Linked DNA regions of Mus musculus: region 2 is linked to region 1. Evidence: chromatin loops called from intact Hi-C (ENCODE). Cell type or tissue: heart. All regions are shown on one strand. Each heading gives the region's core, and the rest is flanking DNA. Links, peaks and the distances in the headings are about the cores only. Region 1 overlaps Clic5 (chloride intracellular channel 5). Region 2 holds the start of Supt3 (SPT3, SAGA and STAGA complex component).

Evidence for each region. A loop is a pair of places that touch in the nucleus more often than their neighbours do. Peaks named below come from ENCODE experiments on the same cell type or tissue, not always from the same donor. Only the 100,000 strongest peaks of a DNase experiment are listed, where the experiment ranks them.
Region 2: a loop joins it to region 1, with 2.4 times the contacts of the local background. A loop is called at or near these places in 2 of 42 quality-filtered maps.

What each region holds. Positions count from the first base shown.
Region 1 is chr17:44,259,757-44,265,132 of GRCm38, forward strand. The region is part of intron 4 of Clic5 (chloride intracellular channel 5); the gene reads left to right. Among named protein-coding and RNA genes, the nearest start is that of Clic5, 74 kb to the left of the region's middle. In heart, for the core only: a CTCF peak has its summit at 2,250 (motif pointing right); a DNase peak (open chromatin) is centred at 2,221; H3K4me3 peaks cover 310 bases; H3K27me3 peaks cover 736 bases.
Region 2 is chr17:44,773,776-44,779,151 of GRCm38, forward strand. It overlaps Supt3 (SPT3, SAGA and STAGA complex component), which reads left to right and starts at 3,391. Exons shown (of 12, transcript NM_178652.3): 1 at 3,391-3,653. It also overlaps a transcript of Runx2 not described here. In heart, for the core only: CTCF peaks have their summits at 3,266 and 3,911; DNase peaks (open chromatin) are centred at 3,356 and 3,796; H3K4me3 peaks cover 2,070 bases; H3K27ac peaks cover 1,640 bases.

The DNA.
Region 1 (5,376 bases), core at 265-5,264:
GCACGTCTTAGCAGGAGTTTGCTTTTCTCATATGACAAGTACTTGAAAGAACAGCATGTCTCAGGCTGACGTGACAGCTTAAAGAAACAGTGGACTCAGGTCCTCGGAGTTCCTGGTTCTCCATCACTAGTCTGCGGCTCTGTGTATGCGTGCACATGTGTGGATACATACACATGTGTGTTTGCCTTTCTTTATGCATGTTCTATGGTAGGAGTATGTGAATGTGCAGGTATGGCATCCTTGCACACACACAAAGCTGGAGTAGCATGTCTGATGTCTTCCCTTCTCACTACACCTTGTTACCTTGAGACAATTGCTCACAGAACTAGAAGTTTGCCCTTTCAGACAGAGTGGCTAGCTAGCCCTGGACTTCCAGAATATACCCATCTTTGCTCCACCCCCACCTCTGTGCTGTGCTGAGATGAGGTATATGTTGGGGATTTGAACTCAGGCCCTAGTGCTTATATCCATGGAGCCATCTCTCCAGGCCCCAGTGTGTGTCTTATATCTTCATCTCTCAAAAAGTCACTCTATACTGCATCTGAGTTTCTGGCATTGTCTTCTCCAGAAGCCTGGAGCTTACTCGCTACTTGTGTCTCATTAACCAGAGCTACCTGAAAAGGTGGCAGTCTGGGAAGATGGGTCTTTTTAGCAGGGCACTCTGCTATCCTAGGGAGGGGCAATATATGGGAATTTTTTATCAGTAACAAAGAAGAGAAGAGGGAGTCTGTGCATGTAATCCCTTTTCAAGTTAAGTTGGTTGTCCCATCGTCCCCCGATGGTGAACTCTCTGACCCAGCCACAAAGATACGTCGTTTCCATGTACTTTTGGGTTAGTGAAGTTTGCCAGACTTTAGGAGACAGAAGTAGGATATCATGCTCAGAATTTGTTGCGTTCTCAGTTCAAACGTCAGAAGGCGCAGTCTCCTGTTGTAAGAGTCATGCAACACGCATGGGTAGATGCTCCTCAAATTACAGGAGCAGGTGAAGCATAAGGAAATTACTCCAAGCAAGGCGGGGCGGGGAGGCTGGGTGTAGTCTGAGTGCACCTGAGAAATGTTGTGGCAGTATCTATCAAGGCTGCCCTATCTTGTGGTGAGCACGAGGAAGGCTCACTGTGGCCAGACTGTGGCTAAAGAGTTATAAAGAACAGATCAGGCAGGTGATGGTGGCCCACACCTTTAATTCCAGCGCTCGGGAGGCAGAGGCAGGTGGATTTCTGAGTTCCAGGCCAGCCTGGTCTACAGAGTGAGTTCTAGGACAGCCAGGACTACACAGAGAAACCCTGTCTTGAATAAAGAAAGAAACAAAGAAAGAAAAAGGAAACCACTCAATGAGGACTGAGGGAGATGCTCCGTGGGAAAAGTGCTTGCTGGGTGGACATGAAGACCCAAGCTTGGATTCCCAGCACCCACATTTTTAAAAAATGTGTCATTTCACCGCTAAGGAGGAAGATGCTGGGGCTTGCTGTCTAGCTAGTGTAGTCAAATGGCTAAGCTTTGGATTCAGTGAGAGACACTGTCCTTAAAAAGGAAGGTGAGAAATGACTGACTGAGGAAGACTCCCAACATTGACAGAAACATTGCAGGCCCAGCTTCACCACGAACCCAGACTTCATCATCTATGAGGAACCAGGAAGTACCAAACGTCATACACACTAGACACTGAACATAGGCAACTGAGAAAGAACATATAGTGTATTCATCGAATTACCCAAACCAGACAAGGGCAGTGGAGGGGCGGTGGCTGTTTCAACATCTGCCAAGGTCTCTCATGCAAAAGATGTCGCCATTGGAGGATGAAGCAAGCCATAGGGAATGGAATCCCTTGGTATAAGTGCTCGTGGTGAGAAAGACAGGTGAGCAAGACCCAGGTTGATGCAGGAACAGATAACCAATATAATGAGCGTCTCTCTGGGCAGCTCACCCCTTAAGTTTGAACATCCATGATAACCTAAACTGTCCTCACACTTAAAATTCACCGTTTGTAAAGTAACTGTAAACATCTCCTAGATTTCTCCCCGACTCAGTCAGCCTTGTGCACGACACTGGCGGCATCAGCTGCCTCAGTCAGCAGTTATGTCATTCCTTCTTTAATATGACTGAGTTTTACAGCCATTTATGACTTTCTTGGCAGCCTAATAGGAAACACACACACACACACACACACACACACACACACACACACACACGTTCCTACTGAAAAGGAAGGTAGTCTCTCTGCTTAAGGCCAGAAGGTGGCGCCACCGCCCCATGGCTGAAGTCAGTGCTGGCCACTAATCAGGAACATAGTCTCTCTCTCTCTCTCTCTCTCTCTCTCTCTCTCTCTCTCTCTCTCTCTCTCTCTCGCTCTCGCTCTCTCTCGCTCTCTCTCGCTCTCTCTCTCAGTCTCGCTCTCGCTCTCCCTCCCCTCCCTCCTTCTCCCTTTCCCCCCTTTCTCCCTCCCTCCCTCCTTCCCTCCCTCCCTCCCTCCCTCCCTCCCTCCCTCCCTCCCCAATCCTGCTTCTTCCACCACTAATAAATAAACATGTGTGAGGCTTGCATGGTACAGGTTGTATGGAGCCCTTAATTTGAAGAAGTAAAAGTGACATTTTTTTTTCTCTTCGAATGTACTGTGGCTTTGAGGAGATTTACAAAAATATCTGCACCTGGAACTTGTCTATATCGTCAATATCATCCTCCAAAAATGTATTGTATGAGCAGCATGCTGAAATTGCCCCAAATTCCTCACCACAACCATGATTTAAACACAGTAAAACAATCACCAAAGACTGTGTCATTTAAATACAAAGTGTGTTTGTGCTGTTGGGTACTGTCCACATAAATGTCTGCTAATAATAAGCTGGCCTGTGGAGCTAGATGAAAAAGATCTTCTCTTCAAAGCACTGATTCCTCTATAAAGCTCAGAGAATTGGCTTCATAGAGAATGTGTTTTCCTTAAAGGAAAGTCCCCTGTTTCCTTGGGGACATATCCGAGAGGGTTCTGTTCACTCTGTGACTTTGGGGAGGGGACCCATAGTGTCCAGCATCCTAAATACTTAAGGGGATCATTTTATCCTTCATCCAGGGAAGAATTTCTTTCCAGAGCAAAGAGTTCCCACCATGGCAGGAGGAACTGCAGATTCCCTATTAGCCTTTTGATCCCTCCCAGGCATGGCAGGGACCTGGGGTGAGGGCCATGGCATCTTGCTTCAGTTTGTCTTCTCGACATTTGAATTTAAGCCACTGTCTGGAAATGGAGACTGGGGCATTGCTTTCCATAGATGAGTTCCTGGCTCTCCCAGAGCTGGGTTTGACTTGTTGAGACACACTTTGCTGGCCAATGGAGCTTGCCCAGGGGTATTGGTCTGATGGTAGTTGTGGGCTCAAATTCTCCAAGGGATCAGACCAAGAATGTTGAACACTGACAGGAGAAAATAAGGCCTTAGGGATGATTCCAGACAATGGTAGGTTCGACTCTGAATGCATGAGTCATCCTCCAATATCCCCCAGGATCCCCCTTGTGCCCAGGATAGTTCTAGTGTTCGAAACTTTCCTTCCCACACCCAACCGTCTGCCTTGAGTTGACCTCCAGTAATAATGATCCTAAGTTAGATCTTCTGCTAGGTCCTTACTCCGCTTCAGACCCTGCAGAAGTTGCTCCGACAGCAGCCAGGAAACAGGCATTGCTAACAGCAGAATTCAAGGCAAGTTATTCGTGAGTGACAGACATGTCATGGAAGGTTGTCACCTGTTGCATTGGACCCCCAAAGGCAGCCTGGTGCTTGGTTCTGACACCCCTGACCCAGGTTCTGCCTTGGTTCTGACACCCCTGACCCAGGTTCTGGTTCTCTGTCCTTTGTGGACCCTGATGATGTGTGAACATAGCCAGAGGCCCAGATTCAACAAAGGAAGCTACCACCCCTCCAGATAAGCCCTTTCCTCTCTTCTAAAATCCTGTTCCAGCCCTGACCCAGTGGCTCTGAGGACCTCATGCTTTGTGAGTCAGAGAAGTCATCGGAGACCTCTCACTTTACCCGTTGGGTGTTCTCCTGTGGGCGGCTGAACCCCACAGTCTACCTGTTTCCCATTTGACCCCTTACTCAGATAACTTGACTAAGGCTGAGTCCCTAACCCTGTACAGTGACTACAAACCTTAGGTGAGGCTTCACTGGAGGCAGGGAGGGACCACACTGGCAACCACAAAGATGAACCTCCTAAAAGACCTCCTTACAGCGTCTCTGGCTTCCTCAATGTGACAGTACTACTATGTCACGTGCCAGCCTCCTCTCCATCCCCTTACCCTCTGTTCTTCCTGGGCGTGCACTGTTCCAGCGGCAGCTCCGAGTCCCCTGGATGTTTGGGTCAGAACAATTCAGCTGTTCTACGTCGCCTCCTATGTAATCGCAGGACACAAGAAAAAAATAGCTTCCTCCAAAAGGTGACAGAGAAGGGATGTCAAATTCTTCTTATTGGATATTTTTTAAATCTCCATCACCCGGCCTCATTTATGTTTTTAACTCTCAGATGTCAGCAAGGTGTGGAATCATTTCTCTTGTGTTTCCAGCAGTACGATGGGTAGAGACTCCCACTTGAGTCTCCCTCAAACCACATTCGGCTTAAGTGCCTCTTTCTTTTATACCCACATGCGCTCTGATGAGAAGTAGACATTTTAGCCAGTTCTCCAGTAGTACTTCACGGTGTCTCCATATTTCTTCCTTCACAGAGAAAATCCAAGCCGAGTTTTCACTTTTCCTTACACAGCATTGGCCCCAGCACAGGCAAGGCCTCTGTTGTTCGGAAAGTATGGGGAGGACTCTACCAGGCTCCAAACTAACTGACCACTTCTAGACCATTCTGGATGACTGGAAGCATTGAGAGTCTACTGAAACCCAACAGTTAAAAGCAGAGTGCAAATGTGTCCTCAGATTTGTCGGAAGGTAGGGTATGAGGAAATAATGTTTCCTTGGCAAGGAGCTAGAGATGTACAGGCAGTCTCTAGCTGGTGATAGAACACATAGGTACCCAGTGGAATAGCCCTTGGCTCTCACAGTGGTCTGCAGAATGGGAGAGTTTGAGTCCTGAGATCAAATGTCTCAGATTTTAAAACCAGGTTTTTGCTCCTGACATGTATGTATAGTTGGAGCTAATATTATGAAAATATTTTTTCTTTACATTTCTGAGTATATGTAATTCAAGTTATACATATTTCAACTCTAGAGATTAGGATATTTTAAAAAGGATCTCTGTCTCTATCTGTCTGTCTGTCTCTGTCTCTCTGTCTGTGTGTGTGTGGAGGTGGGGGAACAGAGGTCAACTTCAGAAATTTTCTTCTATGGATTGTTTTTTTAATATAGAGTCTTTTCTGTGAACCTGGGCTTACTTTCTCAGCTAGCTG
Region 2 (5,376 bases), core at 176-5,175, 510 kb after region 1:
GAAAAGTCCTAGGAAGCTGATTATGATTAGTTTTTGTTTTTAGATTAATACTATTTTATGAGTGTTTCAGATGCATGGAAATATGTGTACCACATATATATGCCTGGTGCCCTTGGAAGTCAGAAGAGGGTGTCAAATACTCTGGCATTGGAGTTATGGATGGATGGTTGTGAGCCAGCATGTGAGAGGTGGGAACTGCACTTGGACCCTTTCCAAACAGGAGCTCTTAGGGACTGAGCCATCACTGCAGTCCCATGATTTTAGTTTTAAAAGCCACCAAGTATTGCAATTTTGAACATATCTTATCAATATGTTGCTTTTTCTGCTTTGCAATATATGAATGCAATTGGAAAGTAGGAGTAGCCAGTTTGATTATGCATAAATACTATCACCTCCTATCTAATGTATCAACAAATTACTTTTTCATATTCATATTGTTTTTTCTTTTCAAGTATATAAAGTGAGTTGGATATCTTCATGTATCTAAAGTAAGAGCTCTTTATATTCATTCACCTATGTTTTGAAAGCGAACATGTTAAACTTTTTCTGTACAACTTTAGGACCCAACTTTTGGGGAATTCCTATTTTAAAGGAGCATAGACTTTTAGGCAGCTTGGTTTTAGCTCAACAGATTTAACGTCTCAACCTATAGATATGAAAACTGATGCTCAATGATGTTAAGAAACTTGCCAGGAAGTACTTAGTCTAAAAATTAAAATAAGATTGCTTTTGAGATTGTAAGACAAAAATAGTTTTCAACGTCAGAAAAGCAATTGACTATAGCAGCAAATGCATATGCAGTAAGAGTGCCCACTGTATTTCTACAGCGAGACTCTCATGATTGTCCTAACAAATTAAAATCATGGATTATAAGAGCAAGATTTGCAGGTTATTTGAAGTGAACCACTCTTAAGTGAAGAAGTGGCTTCCTCACAGAAATGGTTCCTATTAGCTATGGCTTCTGCTGTCCTTTTTAGAATGAGGACTTCCTTTGTCATTGAAAATGGGCACATAGACAATGGCCAAGCTGCTGCTGCTCCTCCTCCTCCTCCTTTTCTTCTTTTGGTGGTGTGATGTCACTTGGCCTCCTGTTGTGTTTTCCCACCCACTTTGGAAATCATTTCTTTTTCTGAGAGCTAATGGTCTCCAAAGCTTTAACTTCACAAGAGCTTCGTTTTCAGCTTTGTTATTGAATAAAGGCAGGGCATGGCTGCTGCAAGGTATGGGTAAGGGGAAGGTTTTTATTGTAGGTATGAGGGAGAGTAGAGCCAGAGGCATCTGGAAGGGCCCAGAGCAGGGAGAGAAAGCAGTGGACTGAACCTGGCCAGCAGACTGGATCTAGCCATGAAAGGAGAGCTGGGGAGAGCAAGAGAGGAAGACTAAGAGAGTCTGTGCAATGAGACCTAGAGAGAGGCAAGAGAGAGGGGGCAAAGAGTGTGCGTAGCTGAAATAGTAGGGTTACTAAGACTCTGGGTGAGGGAAGCCCATGAGCTGGAAAGGTTTAGGGTAAAAGGCAAGATGAGCAGAGCTGAGAAGAGTCCCAGGTTCTTGTGGTCCTGAGGAAGCCTGGAGGCCAGCACATGCTTTAAGCTAATAGGAACCAGATAGCCATTTGTCCCAAGTTTTTTTTGGACCTGACCATTATAATTTGTTTTTGAGTCAAATCTGGTCTTTATCTGGAGGTGAAATGCCTGTGCGATGATATTAGTTGAGCAGAATTTTAATTAAAATGATCTGCATGGAATTTTTTTCTTTGGATAATCTGTCTTCTGTTTTTACAGCAGTTTGTTTGTTTGTTTGTTTATTTATTTTTATTATAAGACAGCTCAGTCTTAAAAATCAAGGCTGACCTTGACTTCTCCAATGCTGGGATTACACGCCCAGCCCAATCTCCTATTTCTTGGCAATGTACTAAAAAAGTCTTTTCACCTTTTGTATATAATCTAGTCTTAATTTTTAAGGAAATAATGACAATTTTTGGCTACTTTCCCATATAGCTCGCACTCAGCTTTGGGCAGAGTGAGCCTGGATCTTACACTTCATGTTGACCCTCCACATCCTAAATCTACTCTTGGAAGTGTATTTGGCAAATATTGAAGTGTCTGGCAGTTACAGAGGACTAAGCACAAGACAATTGCAATCCAGAGAGGAGATGATCAGATGAATGGCTGTTTTAAAGACACTCAGCAAATAGGATTATTTCAGAACTCATACATTCATAGGCAAGACATTAATGAAGTAAGTAGTGCTTGAAAAGACCTGGTAAAGGTGAATGTGATGGTTTGTATATGCTCGGCGCAGGGAATGGCACTATTAGAAGGTATGGCCCTGTTGGAGTAGGTGTGTCATTGTAGGTGTGGGCTTTAAGACCCTCATCCTTGCTGCATGGAAGCCAGTTTTCTACTACCATCCTTCAGATGAAGATGTATAACTCTCAGCTCCTCCTGCACCATTCCTGCCTGGATGCTGCCATGCTCCTGTCTTGATAATGGACTGAACCTCCGAACCTGTAAGCTAGCCACAATTAAATGTTCTTTTAAGAGTTGCTTTGGTCATGGTATCTATTCACAGCAGTAAAACCCTAGCGAAAAAAGTGACTAATATAAATAATAATAGTAAAAATAATATAATAAAAATAATATTTGAAATGGTAGGATAGTGGATATTTTCTTTTCTAAACAGCCGAGTGAAAACATCACACACAATTGTCTCCAGTTCATTAAGGTACTACACCTGCAACCATCAAACACGGGAAGACAGGTCATACATACAATTCAATATAAGTGGTGCAAGGAAAAATCACCACTGCTTGTTTATAAAGCTTCCCCAATAGTGAAAGTTATTAACTAAAGCATGCTTTTTAAAGTAATGGAACTTTGTAGAAAGGAACGGGGGTGGGGTGGGGTAACTTTGCAGATGAGTTTTCACAGGCTTTCGATTTTGCGCAAGGGCCGGTAGGGGTGGGTAGGTGGGTGTTCCCAGGTCCTAGAACGGACTGAGTCCTCACACAGTGCTTCTCTGAGGAGAGAGTCTTTCCTAACTCTGCGCCCCTTTGTCATTGGAAACAATTCTGGTCACCTGACCAACCCCTGAAGAGAAGCTTGCATAGACCTTCTCCCAGTGCAGATCACCGACTCTCAATAATCCTAGCTCCTCGGGCTCACTCCTACGGTCTGCAGAGTCACCACAGGCCAAATCCAGCTCCTCTGCCAGATCGCTCACTCGACTCATCACAACTCCCGCTCTGAGGCTCCGCCGCGTGGCTGCGGGCCGCTCCGTACGCCGAGGCGGGAGCGCGAAGCCCCGCCCCCGGAGTGTGGCGGAAGTAGAAGAAGCAGGCCCGCGACCGCGCGCGCTGGCCAGCCGGGTGCGCATGCGCTCTCGCCGCACGGCTTGGCCCGTCCCTCTAGTCACCCCAGGCTCCGCTACCCCCGCCCCGCCCCTCATAGTGGCGCTCTCGCCATCTTACCCCCACCCCCTCCAGCCTAGCTCAGTCACCTTTTCCCTTTCTACAATCTCTGGTTCCCCCCACTCCCCGCCCCCCTGCCCGTCGTGTCCCGGGGCCGCCGCCGCCGCAGACACCGCGCCATCTCTGTCCCCTCTCATTCTCCACGCGGGACGCGCAGCCGTGCCTCCACGTGTCTTAAGCAGAGGTTGTGGGGGCGCGTGGGGGCGGCGGGGAGTGGGGCGAGGTCATGGGAACTTGAGGGACGTCGTGGCAGCCAAATGCCTGGCCCGGGGCTGCGGGCCCAGCCGGATGCAGGCCGCCGAGCGTGGGGTGCCCCGTGGCTCCTCCCCGTTGTCGGTGGGCGTGAGGCAGGGGAGCCCTCGGGGCCGGGCGGAGAGGCACCGTTTAGGCTTGTCACCCAAATGGGTGGGAAGTCCTCCAAGAAGGCAAGCTAGGAAGCTAGGAAGTGGTAGTGGAAGGAAGTGCAGTGTGCATGCAGGCTGAGGGACAGAGGACACAGAGATGTTGCTGTCAGAGCTCGCCTCTGGGACCCCTGGGGAAATAAATCATTTAGCCGGTGGTGTCGGGGGGTATAGATGGGGATCATCGCAGCCTAGCTCAAAACTCAGGTTTATGGGAGAAGATCTGTGTGCTAAAAGCTTGTATCACGCCAGCTGTGATTAATTACGTTTGAGCTCCAAGGAAATTGTCTGTCATCTTGCCTTCTATATTGGAAGTCAGGCTAGTTGATGTGACAAGTGATAAGAGTTATAGGGATAGTGGAATATATTTGACGGTCAGACAGGATCCCAGTAGCAGTGTTGTTACTGAACACCCGGATTAAAATTAGCTTTATGTCCTTGGAATTAGTAGACTCAGGAAGAAACCAGTACATATTTATCTGGGATAAAACCTGAGTTCTCAGTATTTTTGAGTTAGTTCACTGTTAAAAGATTTACTTAAAGAAAGAAACAACTGGTAGAATTTCTGCGTGTTCCAGCGAGGCGGAATATGACTACTAAGATAATGTTTTGCACAACCAGACCTTACTTTAACCATACTATTGCAAGCTTCCCACCCTTTTCCGGCTGCACTGCCCAAGGGGACTTTATGCCAAGCTGGAAATGCTATACTCTATGGGCTACCAATATGGTAACCACCGGGTGCAGGTGGCTCTGATGAGCTTGATTTTTTAATTGGTTAGCAAATTAATTACAATGTAAGTAAGTAGACACACAGGCATGGTGCTTATTGCATGGGATCCCACAGGTCTGAAAAAGTTGAGAGATTGAGAGCCAGTTGCAGTTTTTTATTTGGTTGAGTTTTAAGTCAGGCCAGCTTTTGAACTATTTATGCTTTTAAAAGGACTCGTAATTAGAATCTCTATAATGCCTTTCATTCAAATTGTAGATCTGCTAGTATTTATTTACAGCTTGGCAAACTAAAGCAAAATGCTCTGAACTCTGGTTCTAAAGCTAATGGCAGATTTAGTTGGAAAGACAACAGTGCTAACTAGAGTTTTCTTTAATTATCTATAGCTTCCATTGTCTTTTACCATTTGATTAGTTCTTAGAGAATAGTTTAAACTTTTTATTGTTGTGGTTCCCCCCCCCCCCTATTTAAGAGGTGGCAATTCCACCTTAAGTTTTTGTGTTATAAAGCAGTTTAATAAATTATAATAGTAACCTTTGAGCAATTTTTGAAATCATTTTAGTATTCACAGTCAAACTTCTGAAGAGAAAAGTGAAATTTGGTGATAAATGTGTCATGAGACCACTTTCTTTGAAATATACCCAACTATATTTTATCTGAGGTTTTGTAAATCTTGAAAATAAAACTTTCCCCTCCTTGCCTGTCTCTCCCTCTCCTTCCTTCTCCCCTTTTTTGTGCTGGGGGTTGAACCCAGGCCCTCCCACATACTAAGTGGA